Linked DNA regions of Homo sapiens: region 1 is linked to region 2. Evidence: chromatin loops called from intact Hi-C (ENCODE). Cell type or tissue: ascending aorta. All regions are shown on one strand. Links, peaks and the distances in the headings refer to the core of each region. The heading gives the core; the rest is flanking DNA. Region 1 overlaps ETS1 (ETS proto-oncogene 1, transcription factor). Region 2 overlaps LOC124902789 (a long non-coding RNA gene).

Evidence for each region. A loop is a pair of places that touch in the nucleus more often than their neighbours do. Peaks named below come from ENCODE experiments on the same cell type or tissue, not always from the same donor. Only the 100,000 strongest peaks of a DNase experiment are listed, where the experiment ranks them.
Region 1: it touches region 2 in a loop (2.6-fold over the local background); 22 of 110 quality-filtered maps call a loop at or near these places.

What each region holds. Positions count from the first base shown.
Region 1 is chr11:128,503,375-128,511,819 of GRCh38, forward strand. The region is part of intron 3 of ETS1 (ETS proto-oncogene 1, transcription factor); the gene reads right to left. Among named protein-coding and RNA genes, the nearest start is that of MIR6090, 15 kb to the right of the region's middle. RefSeq lists an enhancer at 180-474 and a silencer at 180-474. In ascending aorta, for the core only: no CTCF peak of the experiment used is centred there; DNase peaks (open chromatin) are centred at 3,319 and 3,907; H3K4me3 peaks cover 2,311 bases; H3K27ac peaks cover 3,532 bases.
Region 2 is chr11:128,448,904-128,457,348 of GRCh38, forward strand. It overlaps LOC124902789 (a long non-coding RNA gene), which reads left to right. Exons shown (of 2, transcript XR_007062948.1): 2 at 2,817-5,227. Among named protein-coding and RNA genes, the nearest start is that of MIR6090, 69 kb to the right of the region's middle. RefSeq lists enhancers at 1-562, 3,219-3,398. In ascending aorta, for the core only: no CTCF peak of the experiment used is centred there; DNase peaks (open chromatin) are centred at 2,488, 3,058 and 4,728; H3K4me3 peaks cover 1,187 bases; H3K27ac peaks cover 3,122 bases.

The DNA of each region.
Region 1 (8,445 bases), core at 2,072-6,071, 55 kb after region 2:
TTCCCCAGCCCCACATGCTCTTCATCAACTTCATAAGTGTGTCAAGATGCTCAGGGTCCAGACCATCTGGAGGGTGCGCTCATAAACTTGAACTACCAGGACAACAGATAATGTGCACAAGCCCATAACAAGCAAACATACTAGTACATCTTTCATGCTATGCAAATGGTGGAGACTGAAATTCAGATGAAACATTGGACCACCTAAAATAGACCAAACTGTGAAGATCTAAGTGAGTGATCTATAGGTCACCTGACCTGGTACGGTACTTCATTCAAACACTGCTTCCTTGACTCCTCCCCTATCCCCTGCTCCCAACAGACTAATTATTCCCTTCTCTAAGGGCCCTGCTGAATCATCCCAGTGTAATTCACAAGAGCCACATGGGAACCACATGGTAGGAGTCAGGAGAAGGCAGAGAGACACACATTCTTACCCTAAAGCAAGGCTGACATCAGAGAAGATGCAGAAATCCCCACCCTGAGCATGTTGGTAAGCACATGAGATGGCCGTCCCTCTGCCTATCACAGGCTCCAAAAAATACCAGCACGCCAGCTAAACACACCAAAAACCGATGGTGCCGCCCCAACATGGCACATCTAATGGAATTCAGGCCCCACACAGTGCAGTAAATCTAAATATATGTCCCTAATGAGGAGTCAGAAATCCTGAGACTTCGGGGATTTAGGCAATAATTGTGGGGACCCAGCTCAAGTTTCCTGCACTAAAAAGGAGGGGCCTAGAGAGATAAGCTTTGAAGGGAGCATGCTTATGCTCCCTAAACCATTACGCTCACTGCTAAACCTATCATACGAGCCTACTCCAAGGTTTGTGTAGACCTACCTAATCTATAATTTTGGCCTCTATATCTCTTTGGCTTTGGCCTTTTTTATGGCCTGGAGCAATAACTATCAGCCCGAGTCCTCTCCTGGTGTGTTCACACATTTCCCTGCCTCTGTCCCTCTATCCCGCCCTCACTATAGCTATAGGATGCATAAAGCCTTATCCAGGACCAAAAAGCAGAAAAGAGGAATTTACAGAATTTGCTATAAAACTTTAACAACTCCTTGGAGGGATGTTCTCTTTCCTTGCAACCAGACATAGTTATAAAATGGATGAAAAGTGGAGAGAAGGAGGAGCCAAGCTCTGCCACTGGTCAGGGGTCTTACACTATTCCTGGAATACAGAATTAGAAGACGCTTTCGATGTCATCTAGTTCAAACCTTTTCTTTTACTGGTGGGTAAAATGAAGCTCAAGGTGACATCAACTTGCCTTAAGTCACTGGTTACTAATTCTAGAACTCTGGCTCCCTCTCAGGATTTTTTTTTCCTCTACATCATTGCTGTTTACTTACAACAGTGGACTGGGAGGGAGAGGCTTTCTCCTATATCTTCACTACTATCAAGTCCTGGTTCATCATTCTGGATAAACACTACTCCTCCCCAAGTTATTAAGAATCACAGAGGAATGAGCCATCCAAAGATCTAATAAATATGATGGGATTTTACAGATTCATGATGCTATCCACTCCTATTTCAGGTTATAAGTCTGGAATACCAATGGTCAGACTCTAAGGTGGAAAAGCTTCCTCCTAGCAAAGATCCTTGTTGCATACCAGGGATATTAAGCAACTTTCAACAGTCAACTCCGATAGCATGATACCATGGTGTCTGATGGCTCTGAAATTTGAGGGTGCTATTCCTGTCAATCCAGAAAGAGTGAAGACTGCAGTTAACTTCAGTGATCTATGAACCTTTATCTAAAAAGCACTGAAAGGCAGAGTGCCTCATATCATTTAAAGGTTTTACACCACTACCCTTCTAGTCCTGCTGGTATTCCAAATAGGGTCACTGAGCCATGGTGATAGGGTTGAGGGAATACAACAAACCCCACTGACAAAGCCAGAACTTAATATCAGGGGCACTGGCCAGTAAGTTGAATCTGATCTATCTAATTAATGAAGCTATCTGTTGACCCCCAGAAAGGCCATGGCCTGAAGTAACACAAGCAGCTCTAGTTGTGAAGGCAAATGCAGTCGGAATGCAGAGACCTAAGGGTTCCAGGAAAGATCCACCTCATTGTGATCTCTTCTAGACCCCACAGATTTTTTTCTTCTCCTTCCCAATGGGCTTCTCTTTAATGGCCCCAAACACCCAATCTTCAGCATTCTATTGTTCCTGCTGCTGCCCCAGAGTCTCGCCCACACGGACCCAGGGCAGACAGCCTCAGACGCCTCTCCCAGTAGCAAGCCCAAGAGGGTGGTAAGTCGCCAGGCAGACCCAATCTCCAGATCAATGGGCGAGACCAACCAATGGGTGGCGAGCAGACAAAAAGTGATCAATGCAAAAGGCGGAGGGAGCTTAAGCCACTCTCCATCTGCCTGGGTAGGTGAGAAAGGGAGAGACTGGGATGTGCAGCCCTCATCCGCTGCTAATAAATGGCTCTGCCTCATCAGGAAGCCATTAGGAAATTGCAGCCACCACAGCCCCAAGCTCCCCGGACTGAACTGTCTGCATGCAGCTGGTGAAAGCGCTCATTATCTCTGTCCAGACGACACTAGCTCACTACACAGTGGAGCCTAACCAATGAGCCCTCAGAATAAACCCTGGGCTTGAGTGGTGAGGAAGGAGGGACTGAAAAAGTCCCTTGAGATTGGGGAGATGCAGCGCTCCCCCAGGTGTGTGCTCCAAGCTCCAGATCAGGAATACGAGCCCTTCTCCTCACATCCCAGCTGGACAGCATTCTTTTTTTCAGAAAGAGCTACTGACTGCTCATGAGCATGGGGCTTCTTTTGGGAGTGATGAAAACATTCTGGAATTAGACGTTGATGATGATGGCACAACTCTGTGAATGTACTGGAATGCACTGACATGTACACTTTAAGATGGTAAATTTTATGTTATATCAATTATATCTCAATTTAAAAAAAAGTAAATGTTAGAGAGAGAAAGAGCTACTGGCCCACTGCTATGAGCCCAACAATGAATACCTTGGTGATAGATCCCTCAGGCAGAGTTTCCCTCTAGTGGGAGAAGCAAACACCGCCTAAGTACAGAAGCAATAGCTATATGCTCACAACAGACGATGAGTGCTGGGATCACGGCTGAAGCGGAAGGTTTTGCAATGCAGAGTGAGTGAACTAGCGGGGTCCAGAAGCACTAGGGGAGGGGGTAGGAAGGAGTGCACGTAAGATGTCCTGGGTGTAGGGCGTGAGGGACAGAAGGCGGGCAAGGTGTCCAGGATGGCGCCCCTGGCAGTTGGTGGCATTACTGAAAGGGAAGACGAGAGGATGAGATCTCCCACAGCCACCTCCGCCACCTGGAAATCCTTGTGAGATGGAAGCCCCGCGATGCTCACTGGGAGACCGACCGTGGGAGAGGCTGGGCACGGGCCATTTCCAGAGGCAGACACCTGGTAACTGCAATTTCTGGGACCACTTATGTGAGGACTAAAGAGGAAGGGCCACAGGTTCTAGGAGACGAACAAAATCCCTCAAGTTCCCTACCCTAAAGATGCTCCCAGAAAAGGCTGCCGAGTGCTCTTTTAAAGTGATATGTGCATCTTTATACTTACATACAAAAGATTCTCAAGGGGAAGAAGTCTCCATCAGACAGGGCTCTTTCGCCCTCCAGTCCCTGGTGGGGGAGACAGAGGAAAAGCTGATAGGGCGGTGGGGTGTGGGGGCGGTGAAGGCTCACTGCACAGGAACTGAGGAAGGTGCAGTCACAACACTGTGATGCCAGGGATCTTTTTGGGAAATTCTTTTCCAAAAGGGATCATGAATTTTGGCCCCTGGAATGCCCCAGAGCACCTCTGATTGGTTCCCTGGCCCTGACTCAGATCGAGCCGGGCTCCACCCTCCATGAGTAAATAAAGGCAGGGACGGAGGGAGGGAGAGGGAAGGAGAGGGAGCGGAGTGGGCAGACAGGAACCAGAAGGCCAGCGCTGGTTCAGGGAACACACCAGATGAGATTTCAGCGACGGGTGGTGTGGCAGAATTCAAGACATAATTCTCTGAGCCTTACACACCACTCCAGTTGGGATTCAGCCCTGCCTTGGCAGCCGGCTCAGTGCTGCTTTATAATATACTGAATTAGTCACTGGATTAGCAAGCACATTTACACACAGTGGCGCACAGCTGTTTAAAGACGCAGGATCCCCTTTTCTAGGTGCCAGATTCTGGCTATAAATCAACCATTGCAATCAGCAACCAGCAAACCCCAGAGGTGCATGGTTCCTGCAGACATCTTCCTTAGGGGAAGCCTGCTAGAACTGCGATGGCCATTTTCTGGGGACAGGAGGGACATCTGTGGCAAAGAAGGAAAGGTCGGTGGGCTTTTTCTGTCTTGAATCTTATTATCTTCAGGGGGCTGCCAGGTCTTCACTGACCTGGACCTTCCCGGCAGCAGCCTAGCTCAGGAAATGACGCCTGGGAGAACAGGAGTTCTAATCCTGCCTGGCTGTATTATCAAGTACAGAGTTTTTCTCCTAAACCTTGAATGGCTGGGTCACCTCCCAGAAAAGAAAAGACTCCAGGGCAAAGAGGACAGTACTTCAGCAATTAAAATAATTTTAAATCCTGATAACATCAATTCCAAAAAACTGCCTTGTTGAAGTGGCAAGGGCAATGTCTAAAAATAATGCTTTAGAGTTGGAATCATAACTCAAGCCCTAACTCACGTTCGGTAAGAATGCGTGAGAGGCATTTGAAAATAATTGAACTGGCCACAGGGACGGCTCTGGCCCACTTGGTTATGGAGGTGTCAAGTGGAAAATTTTCTGTAACCAGGTTAATAGTAACCACAGTTTTAACAACCGCTGAAGTAATAACAGCGACAGCAGCAATGAACTTTTGTACAGAATTTAGTGACCTACAAGATAATGGTTTATTGAGCTCCTGTGGCAATGAAAAAGTATAAAAGTTTTCACAGGAATTATCTCTAATCCTAACAGCCCTGAAAGCTCTTTATTATTACCTCCTTTGTAAGGATCAGAAAAGAAAGGTTTACAGAAGTTAAATAATTTGTCTAAGGAAAAATTAGTAAAGATCAAGCCTGAATTCAAACCCAGGGCTGTCTTACCTCAAAACTCTGCTCTTTCAAGACATGGTGCTGCCTCCAGTGAGGAATATCATTATAACCAACATAATGAAAGGGACGCTGTGTGATTCAGGGACTCAATTACTTACTATCAAGCACCCTAAATGTAAATCCCTCTCCTTTGTCTTAGAGGGCTTAGGTACCCAAAGAGAAATAGGGTTTATCTAAACTCTGTATCGTAAGATCATGGTAAAAAGCCTGTGGCATAAATAAATCCACCTGACAAATATAAGAACCAAGAACCAATTACTAAATAAGGCGAATTTCATTTAGGCTCCTCTAGAACAGGAATTTAGAGAAGATTCGTAAAGAGATTTGTGACTAGCTCGTGTAGGCAGAGCCTAGTGTGTATTCTGCACCAGCTTTTGGAAATTCAAGTATTACTTCCTTAGAACTTGTTTGCCCATAAAAACACTGAAAATATTTTCTTACGAACCAAGGCAGTCGGGGGCAACTGAAGACTTGCATCATCTTTGCTCATCACTCTCTGCCTGCACCATGCCACTAGGCAGATATTTTGATCAAAGCCAGGAGAAACCAGCGGCAAGTCACCCAGGGCCCAATCTCATTAAAAAAACTAAATCGCTGTTCGGTTCACCCAGCACCCCAGATCCTTTGGAGACTTTGCAGTCAGCCTGAAATTTCAAAGTTCTTTCATCAGATCATCCATTACAGAAGAGGATGGGTGGAAGGCATGGAAAAGCCACAAAGCTCCCTGCAAGAGAGACCTTCAGAAATCCAGAAATAGATTCTTTATTTTTAAAAATCTCCAATTGAATCAGAGGTTAACATTATGTCCACCGTGGAGATGCTGATTCATTCTGTGTGTGTGTTTACTTTTCTACAAATGTCCCTCTTGCATCAAGTAGCTTCAAGCCCTAGGCTTGTGCCTCTGAACATCCCCTCCCTGGAGAACTCTCAAGCTGGGGTGGAGCTCTCACTTCATTCCTCAATTGTCTAATCTGGAGAGTGGGGGCCAAAGCACCAATTCTGTACACAAGTTTAGTAAATTTGGCTAGCCACCTTTCATGTGTCTACTTTGGATTTGAAAATGCACCATGGAAATCAGGTGAAAATTTTTTTTTTTTTTTTTTTTTTTTTTACTTTCCCACTACTAACACATCCCAATGGTAGATATGTATAAGTGAAATGAGTGCGTTCTTCCTGCCCCTATAATGACAAGCCTGACAGAGAACACATCACACAGAAGAATGTGCCAAGAATCAAGACCTCTTAGAAGAATGTTAGAAAGTTTTCTCTCCAAATGGATTCTGTCTAAGTAGGAAGGCCTTGGCAACTAGAAAGGTCTAAGATCAAATTTATGACTTGAAAACTCTATGGCTTTGGGCAAATTATCTGAACTTAATTCTGGACTCAATTTCTTATCTACAAAATGGGAATTAAGGCATCAACCTCAAAGGGTTGTTTAAAGAATGTGATTATGTATTTCTGTAAAGCACATTGCAAAGTATCTGACACATAGTAGGTACTCTCTGTAAATATTAGCTTCACTTCTCTCACTCCTCCAACTGAACTGCAGTTATGTAAAGAAAAGCAAGCATCCAGCAGTTTTGAAGAATGTTTGGTTTCCATTAGGAGGCAAGGGAGGTGTAAGATTGAACTCTTGATCTTATATGAAATAAGGATGCATTTCCTGTACACATACACATGACTCACCCTTGGGGAGCTCATATGTATTTAGCATCCCCACTCCGTATCATATCTCCCACTAATTTAATAACACTCCTTGAATCACCAAAGACTCCAGAGTACTTTCTAAATGTGAACTCATTAACTTTCCCACTCTCTCTCAAAGAAAGGCAGCTCACTCACTAGGAGCATCCTTCTTGGAGAAGAATACAAAGATAATGCAGACATGTGTCCATATCTGGTGGCTTAAGGTAAAGCCAGACTTGGGTATCCTGATTCTCACATCAGGCAACAGAAGGTAATAAGATGACCACCTATGCCACCCTGCCCAGTTAACAGCAGAGAAAATATTCAAACCGGGCAAAGCTAAGACCAAGGACCCCTTAGGCCTGACCCAAAACTATTGGTACATGGAGGGCACCAAGCCATAGTGCTGAACCCCAATTGGAGGAGGAGACACACTTCGTGACCTCACTAGGATTTGCTTTACAAGATAAGATTTTCCTGGCAAGCATTGAAGTTAGTGCCCAGATTCAAAACAGCAAACTTAAAACTATTATCTTCATGCTTGCTATAATCAGGTGTACCGCCCAACTTCCCATCCCTACCTCCCCTTCCCTAGTAATCCAGAGGTACTCAAGGTCACTACTGGCTACTTAAGGTTTACATCCACTCCCAAGGAAACACCAGCAACCAAAAGAATACTTCCCAGATGGAAAACCCGTCATTTGACCTTGGAATGCTCTGCCTCCCATAATGACCAAAATAAGGTCCGGCCAGAGGGGCTTACGTTTTTTGGTAAGGAACAACACATTGTTTTAGAGAGATAATCTGACATAACTCTGCTAAGCTCTGAGTGTCTATGCATGGTACCACAGCAAACACCCTATGTCCCAAATGGAAACTAGCAGGGTGAAAAAATTGTTCATCTAAGATGACATTAATCTCTGTATGCCTCCTTGGTACAGTTCTTTTCCACAACATGCAGCTTAAGATTCAACAATTTTTTCATTGTGTTTTGTGTTTCCTGAAGCATTCCTCCAGCTACCTGAAGCTCTCACTGATTAAAATAGACCTCCTTTACTAAAAGGGGTAAACTGAGGCACAGAAGAACAAAGCAATGTGCCTTATAGTTCAGAATAGGTAAACAAAAATTGGACATCTATTATTTTCAAATCTCTTTAGATTAAAAGAAAAAAAAATGTATTTCTCAAAGTCCAAAGTCAACCTTCTCCAAAGGGAAACTGCATGTCTGTCTAGTAACCTATAGGATCATTCACACTTTTTTTTCCTTGAGAAGGAACTAACTTGCCAGCCTACCAACAATTTTGCCAGTGCCTTGGCATCAGGCATATCTGCACAACCTTTCCAGAGCCTATATCATAGTGATCTGTTCAAGCTGCTCAAAGCTCAGTAATCATACTAATCTGTGCATAGTGACCAGTGCTACCTGCTCAAAGCTCAGTAATCAGCCAGCTATGTGGGACTTGTTATAGATGCATAAAATATGTGGGTGAAATCTACCTCCACCAAAAGAGAAAAGAATGCCTTGTTGACACTTTGATCTCAAGCTAACGTTTATTAATAACATCATTATTATATTTAAGTGAATGTACTAGATACTCATCGAATCAAAGAAATGTTTAAAATCCATGTGGCTGAACTCAAATGTCAGGGGATTTGGAGAAACTGACT
Region 2 (8,445 bases), core at 1,440-5,439:
TGTACTCTGAGCCCTGGCCTTTAACAGCTTCATTTGTTTTCCTTCATCTCCCAGTTTACAACTGTGAAGGAAACATTCATTGATCAAGTTCTTTCAGCTTGGAATGGAGTCTCTGACTCCCAAAAATCTCTCCCAGGACCAACTGCAAGGGGGTAGTGGATCTAGGATTAAGGCTGGAGCCTGAAGCACTGCTGAGAATGGGGAGTCTGACACGTAATGACCTCCATATATACAAGCTGGTCAGTGCTCTCTCAGAGCCTGCATGTGGCTTTGTCCAGAGAATATGAATCCCAGTTTGAGCAGCAATATGGATCAGAGTTGGTAGAGAGGAAGATTGAGGCTCTCACACTAGGATGTCTTCAGCATCCTTCTTGTATCCTTGTGTGCAAAATGGGAGCCTGGGAAAGGAACTAGAAGAACTGAACCCCATCCCTCTGATACATACACATTGCTTTTTTCCTTCTTTATAGCATAGCTTGGCTGTCCAAATGTTCTGGCAGAGACCAAGCTCCAGGCTCAGTGGGGGGTTCTAATTTTCCATGGCTCATTCACTTCTGAGAACTTTGGCTCAGTTGCATAATGGGGGGCTACTTCCTGCCAGTTGTGGCCCTGTTGTGTGATACCTTCTGACACATACGTTTTTTTGAAAAAAGATTGTCTGCTGGGAACTGGACTGAAACCAACATATAACCGTTTGTTTCATACTGGTTAGGAAGCCACCAGGAAGGCCTACCCAAAGTGGTTTTAAATACATACACACACAGTCCTCTCCTCTTAGAGCCAAGAACAGGCCATTAGTGATGTGTTAGAAAATCCAGGCTGACCTTCTCAGTCATGAGGGAAGCTCCCTGGGCCCACCAGCAGGCTTTTGCCAAGAATGGGCTCCATCTTGAGCCCACAGCTCTTCCCTAGCTTCCCAGCAGAAGCAAGGGGAGAGTGGAGAAGTCAAACACTTCTTGAGCATTGCTTACTATATGTCAAGTTCTACCCTGGACCCTCAATAGAAAGTATTTCACTGATCCTCACAATAGATCTGTGGGGTAAGTGTCACTATTGTTATTTTGAGGAAACTGAGGCTCAGAAAAGTTACATGTATTCCCAAAGTCACATAGTAAACTGAGTGTGTAAACTTGAGTGGTAGAGTCAGAATTTAAACACTGATTTTTATCTGTTGCAAATGTTGGGCTTTTCCCACCACCAGCAGAAATCTTGCTGGCCCTCAGCAAATATTCCTTTACAGCAGTCATTTCAAAACTTTTCTGACCCTATACTCCCATCAGTAAACATTTTTAAGAACCACCTTCAATACAGACATATTTATTTATTTATAAACTCCACGCACTAGCTAATATCTGTTAGCATTGCCTGGTAATATAATACCCCAGAGCACTAATCATCATTAATGACAATAAATATATATCCATGTTTAATGTAGTCTTCATGACTTGGAAAACTTTTTGGCCAGATCTTGTGAAATCTAATTAAATTGCTTTTGTTTTAGCTTCAATACATGGCTGGCAAATAATTTGTTCCAGGAGTAGAAGAAATGATATGGCATTCTTCTTACCTTCTTGGGCATGAGTTGCTCCTGCTGTCAACAATCTCCAGTTTCCTTACAGAAGAATTTTTAAGACACTTTTCCATTTTTTAAAAGTGATTCGGTTAAAATGGGATAATATGGTTTGTAAATCGACTCACTGTGTTTATGCAAGACCATGGAATACTATGCACCCATATAAAGGGATGAGTTCATGTCCTTTGCAGGGACATGGATGAAGCTGGAAACCATCATTCTCAGCAAACTAACACAAGAACAGAAAACCAAACACCACATGTTCTCACTCATAGGTGGGAGTTGAACAATGAGAACACATGGACACAGGAGGGGAACGTTACACACCGGGGCCTACCAGGGGGTGGTGGGCTAGGGGAGGGCTAGCATTAGGAGAAACATCTAATGTAGATGATGGGCTGATGGGTGCAGCAAACCACCATGGCACCTGTATACCTATGTAACAAACCTGCACGTTCTGCACATGTATCACAGAACTTGAAGTATATATATATATATATATATAAAACACCATAATATGCTAAAAGAGAAATCAGGGCACCAGTAGGACCTCCCCCACCCACCTTGCAGAATTTCACTTTCCTCACAGTGCTTCGCACGGATGCAAATGACTCGTGGGAGTCTGAGGGTACCGGGGTCCATATATACATTCAATATTAGTACATAGAAAAGTAGTTCCCATTTTTAGATTGAAAGTACCTATGAATAGAAGCTCTAATGGTTTCTTCCCTTATCTCGTGTTCTATTCTGCGCAATTCCTGGAGCGGGCAGTCCCCGCCTTGGAGACTCCTGCCTTACAGGAAGGGGTCACATATTCCTGAATTGGACCCCACTCAGATGCAGAAGGCTAAGAGTTTGGATGAGAAAAGCGGGCCAGTGAACAGGAGAGCCGGTGGGTGGGGTGGATGGAAGGAGGTGCCCACTCTGGAGGGCAAGAGAAAGGCACGAAAGCATGGGGCCACATGAGCGCGGCGTTCTGGGCCATCCCCGGTGGACTCCTGCCTAGGGGAGGGGTGCGTCGGCGGCGGCAGCCCAGTTTTCTGGATTTCTTTATTTCTGAGTCCAGGTCTTTCAGAAGCCTCTCTCCTAAATGCTCAAATACCAGAGTAAATGAAAACACTCTGCGGCACAATGATCCCTTAAGGTTTGTTTTCCAAGATGGAAAAGAAAGGCATTTCAGCCTTTTCACGGATAAAAATAACTTGCTGTTGATTTTGAAATCCCTTTCATTTGTCTCCCACAGACCAGCCCCATACAATGGTACTTTGTGCAAGAGCTCTCTGCATGGGCCGGCCGGGCCCCCTTCCCTCCGCCTGCCAACGGGAGGAGACGCGAGGCGCTGGGAGCTCCAGAGTGGGCGAGGACTTCGGGCAGACCCGGCGTTGCTGTTGGACATCATTCAGAAGTCCCCGCTCAGCGGGGGCAGCCCGAAGAGCAAAACAAACAGAGCGAGGAGTAGTGGAAAATGCTGAGTCCTGGAGCTGGCCGGAACGGCCTTCGCCTTTCCACGCCCAAAGCCAGCCGCTCTGCCCACCTGCAGCTGCAATAGCAAGCAGGGCCGCAGCAGGCAGGGAGGCCTTGGCACCAGAGCCCGTCCAGGGCTGGGAAGGCGGGGAACAGACACTCCTCTCTCTTCAGACAGGCCCTCCAGAGTCCTCACCCTGAAGGCTGAGGTCTTTTTCTTGTTCCAGGAGTCCAGTGAAAAAATAGTTCTCAAAAACGGAGAAAAAGACTTTCTTGAACTGCAGTTTCAGATTTACTAATAGAGTCCATTTACATAGCACTTACTAAATGTCAAGCACCAACACAGATGAATTGGCAATCACCATGTCAGTCCTGCAAGGTTGGTACTTTTATCCCCATTTCACAGATGAAAAAAGCCAGGCACAGAGAAGTCAAATAACTTAACCCAAGTTCACAATGCTCAACAATGGCAGGGCCAGGATTTACCACCTGGTTTAAAATTTAAAACGTAGGATTTAAAACCTACTTTACAGTCTTAAAGGTGACTGCCTTTTCTCTTCAGCTTATTAGATTTCCTCTCTAGGAATACAAGATGTGCAACACAAAGAGAGGAAACTCAAGATGGAGAGTAAAGGGAATGAATGAGAGACAGGAGAATCACCAAGGACTAGAATAATACAAAAGATTTATTTAAAAAGCAGGTGGCCATCGGCCCAGGAGAAGGAGTGTGAGACCAAGGTACAGAAGTGGCAAGAAATGCTGAGCTGGGGCTGGAAGGTATGACAGTACTAGTCAGACAGGCACCTGTTCTGTCCAAAACAGGATTCCAGAAGTAATGTGAAGAGGTCACTTGGCAAAGGGGGCTCACACAGCTCTAGGGGGAAACTGAGGATCAGCAGCTGGAGCAGAGAAATAGAGAAATGAACACCTTCTTTCTTTCCAATTACAGCCGCAGTGGAGGCAGATGCCCAGGGCTCCTAGGAGAGACAGATCGCGATTAGAAGAGAGGGCCTATGGCTGTCATGCAGGGAGGTCTGTCCATTCCTCTAAGCCAAGAGCTCTTGTCCCCAGAGGAAAGAGGAGAAGGAAGAAAGGAACAAACAAATGAACAGAGGAAGGAATGAAGAGAGAGAGAGAGAAGGAGGGAGGAAGGGCTGGAAGGAAGAAAGGAAGGGGCTGTTTTTTTTCTTGTGTTTGGAAGAACAAGCTGCCAACCCTCATTAAATGCATAGGATTGGCTTTAGAGTTACTACACCTAAATTCTAATTCTGTCTCTGTCACCGGTTAGTAATGTGATCTCATGGAAATCACTGAAACTCCCTTAACCTGAAACCCCATGTCTATACAATGAGGACACTGGAATTCACCTCTAAGGTTCTCTCTGGATCTAAAATCTACACTCTGATGATACTGAGACCAAGGACAGGGACTTTGATTGTTGCCTTTTCATGCCACCCAAGGTCTACATCCTAGCACAGTGCCCACCACCCATCCACACCGACCAGACACCCAGGGCTAGTGATTCTGTGTTCTCAACACCTCTCTGATGTGCCATAGCTGCTTCTCTTGCATGCAACTCTTCTGAGCATGAAACAGTTTTCCAACTGGTCTCCCTGCCTCCACCCTTGTCTGGCTCTGATTCATGTTCTGCTCCACAGTCAGAATGATTTTCCTAAGCACAGGTCGGATCATGTGACTTAGCCTGCTGGAAGAGCCTCAGGACTCCACGTCACTCTTCACACAGCCCACAGGGCCCTGGATCATCTCCACACATTCTTGCTGTCCTCTCCTCACACCCACACTCTTTTGCACTCTGTGCTCTAGATCCATAAAACTACTTCCAGTTTCTCCATCAGTGTACACACTTTCTCACCTCTCAGCCTCTGGACATGCATTCCCCACCACTGGAACCTCTTTCCCTCCCCACTTAACTAACTGCTACTCACCTGCAGGCCACACATTCCTTCAGGTTAGGTTCCTCCTATGTGTCAAATCATATTGTTACTTCACTGGATGGTGTTCCCCTTTATTTGTCTATAAATTGTAATTTACTGGAAGTAGACGGAAGGAAAAAAAAGTGTGTTTACCTTCTTCCTTATGGTTTCCCTTGTACTGAACCCAATGCCAACCACACGGCAGGTGCTCAAGGGATGTTTGTTATCTGAATAAATTTGCTTGGTGGCGTCACTATGTAGGGCACCTTCTAGATATAACATCCTATAGTTCTGTAAAGTGAGATGTCAGTGACTCTGCATTTTCAGTTTCTAAAAACTGAGAGAGATAAGGCCTTCCACCACCCAGTGATCCAACTTTCTTAGTCTCCTGTTCCCAGCCTAAGCACCATTATTTAGCAGATTCTTGTGTCCATCAGAACTAATAGAAATGATTATCATGATCAATACTGAATCAACTGAAATCGGCTTTAAATCAGGATGCATTCCCTAGAAATCGGATGAAATTTAGTACAGTGTGGGACTAGAGACAGGGCTAAGGGTATCTGGGAAGAGAGAGATCTGCATTCTAGTACCAGTTCTGTCATTAATGAGGTGACATTGGGCAAGTCCTCTGGCCTCTCTAAACCTTGAATTCATGAATGCCTAATTGAAGAGGTTGCACCAGATAATCTTTAAGGTCTCTTTTGACTCTAAAATGTAGAATTTTAGAATTCTGGCATTTGCTCTTCTTCTCATCATCCTCTAGGCCATTACTGGGTTTAATGAGGAGACTGTATAAAGTATCGTACGACCAACAGGAACTGCTCTGAGTAATTATGCCAGGACAAGGGATGGACTCTGAGACTATTCCAGGTACACCAGAATGTGTGCTCACTCTTATTTTAATTGTCTTTCTTGACTGGGCTTCAGGTTTGGGGCTGTTACTTGTAGTTGCAGAGAGAAGGCTATTTGGAATTTATGATCAGGGCTCTGATCTGAGATTTCACAGAGGCCACACTCATGGGTTCCTAGAGCAGCTAACACATGCCACCATCATGCACATGGCACACCTGGTCCCTTCCTGCTCTAAATGGGAAATCTGTGCCCAGAGTTAGCACCGCCTTCCATCCATACCCTGCTGAGTTCATACACTCACCTCAGCCCACCCGTGTTCCATGATTAGCCAGTGAAGCAAATAAATCCGCTTGGGCTCTCGTGCACAGCTCTGTGCTATCATGATGAAAACGTGGCCATGGAGAAAACAGATATTTGAATGAAATATCTGTTACCCCTAAACACTGGTCACACTAGTCATTGTTTTCACCGTCATTCTTACCTTGCCTCAAATATGGATAAGCCTCTCACATTACAGGTGCACTGGCTGCACTGTATTTGCAAACTTCCTTATTCCCATGGAAGGCAGAACAAATGGAACAAAGTTGGTCTACCTGAGAAGTAGATTGGCAGAGGGAGTCCCCCAGTTCAATCACACTTGGAGTTTTGAACTTGCCTTCCCCTGAGATCTGTAAGAACAATGACTATTTCTGATGAACACAACACAGTTCCAAAACCATCTGGAAGCTCCCAGTCCCATCTCTTCTTCTAAAGTTAGGAATATCCTTGTTTCACAGAGGCAATCCCAGACCAAACCCAGTACTCATCATTAGCTTTTCAGGTTTGCAAAGACAGTTGCCACTTCTTTGAGTATACCTGTACATGTGCTATTTCTAGGTACATTTGGGGGACAGCCTTTGACAAGGTACAAGGAGAGTCACAGCTTAAATTACAGGTTTGCCTATAAAAAGGTTAAAAAGAGCCTGTTACTGCCCAGGGCCAGTGGCTCAGGCTGACCATGTGGAGTGGAGAGAGAGAAGGTAGTGACTCTATCTTGACCCTCACTAATTCCCACAAGAGGCTGCTGAAAACATCCTTGTGCCGCTAAATTGTATCACATGGAATGACCAGGGCTGACCTGACATCAAAGCTCTGTAGAAATGCTGTCGTCCAGAGAGCACGAGAGTCTGAGTGGCAGGGCAGAGAGATTAGAGATAGGACTGTAAACTCAAACGGGCTTTGGGGATTTTGCAGCCTGCCACAAGCCTGGCCTTTGTTGATTCCCTAGGTTGCTGTGGGCAGATGATCATCGCCATCATTACTTTGGATGTCAGGACATTGAGATACACCAGGCAATCTGATGCAACTGGCTTTCCCAGGGCAGAAGCATTTGCCAGGAAAGTGGAAACAGGGAAAGGGACTGGAACATTGAGTAAATCAGGAAATAGCACTGACCAAGGGACAGAGAGGCCAGAGCCACTTTACCCCCTCATTTGGGGTTCTAAATTCTTATCAAATTTTTTTTCCTCAAGTTCAAACCTTGTGGCATTTTCACCAATTGATCAACAACTGCCTTTATCAGACTCCTTGAATCTCTGCCTCACTGCAAAAAGTGCCAGGGGAATGCTTTTCTCTTCTATTATTTAGGTGAGGATTCTCACGGCATGGAGGGATCTCACAGAGTAGTGAGATGCCAGCAGCATGCCGAGCCAATATGCCCATAAATGCAAGGGCCAGGTCCTTAATCCAGCCATGAGGATGGTCAAGGATCCCTGTATACAAGCCAGAGAAGGGACTTTGTACAACTAGAACTGAGTCGCAAACCATCTTCCAGAGCAGCCCCTGGGGAAAAGCAGAGGCCAAACAGCAGTATGGAAGTGAAAAGGCTCACGTACTGAAAGAAGACTTTGTCCTTGTCCCATATTTGATGTGTGAAACGTACCCCTTAGTAACCAGGCCTGTGGCTCCCAGAGCTGGTGAGCCATCAGCCAGCATCATCAAAAGAGACTTTTCAGCGTTCTATGCCAGCAATACGGCATCATGGAAAGAACAGGGCTTAGAAGTCAGATGGTTCTCTGATGAACCTGATGACCTCTTGTACTCTCTTCCACCGTAGGCTCTAGAATAAAATGAGCTTCATGCCAAGTAAACATGGAATGTGGATAGATATCTACACAGGGGTCACAAAATTAAATTCTACAGGGACAAGGCAGGAATGTCAATGTGTGGGCCTGACCTATGAGAGTTAAAATAGGGGACTGATATGCACCTAAAGGAGGCAGCTTCAGTTCAGTGCCCATGGTGGTTGCTATGAAGGAATATGCTAGAATCCAAAGACATCCCATTAACCTACTACGGTACATTCTTCTTTTGGGTTGCGTGGGGCAAGGGGTTCCTACACTGTGAAGGCAAAAGTGCACATCTCTATGGCATGGAACCAGCCTGAGTGTGACCTCTAGTTCACATTGTTTGCCTCATTGTACCCAAAGCACAAATCACAATCCTTTTCCTTTTTAGGTTTAAATAGTTACATTTCATTCATACACCTCTGCCGATCCATTTGTTTTTCTTTTCTTTTTGTCTTGGGTGCTGCAGCTTGCTCCAAAGTTATAGCAGTCGAGTCAGAGTAGACTTGGTTAA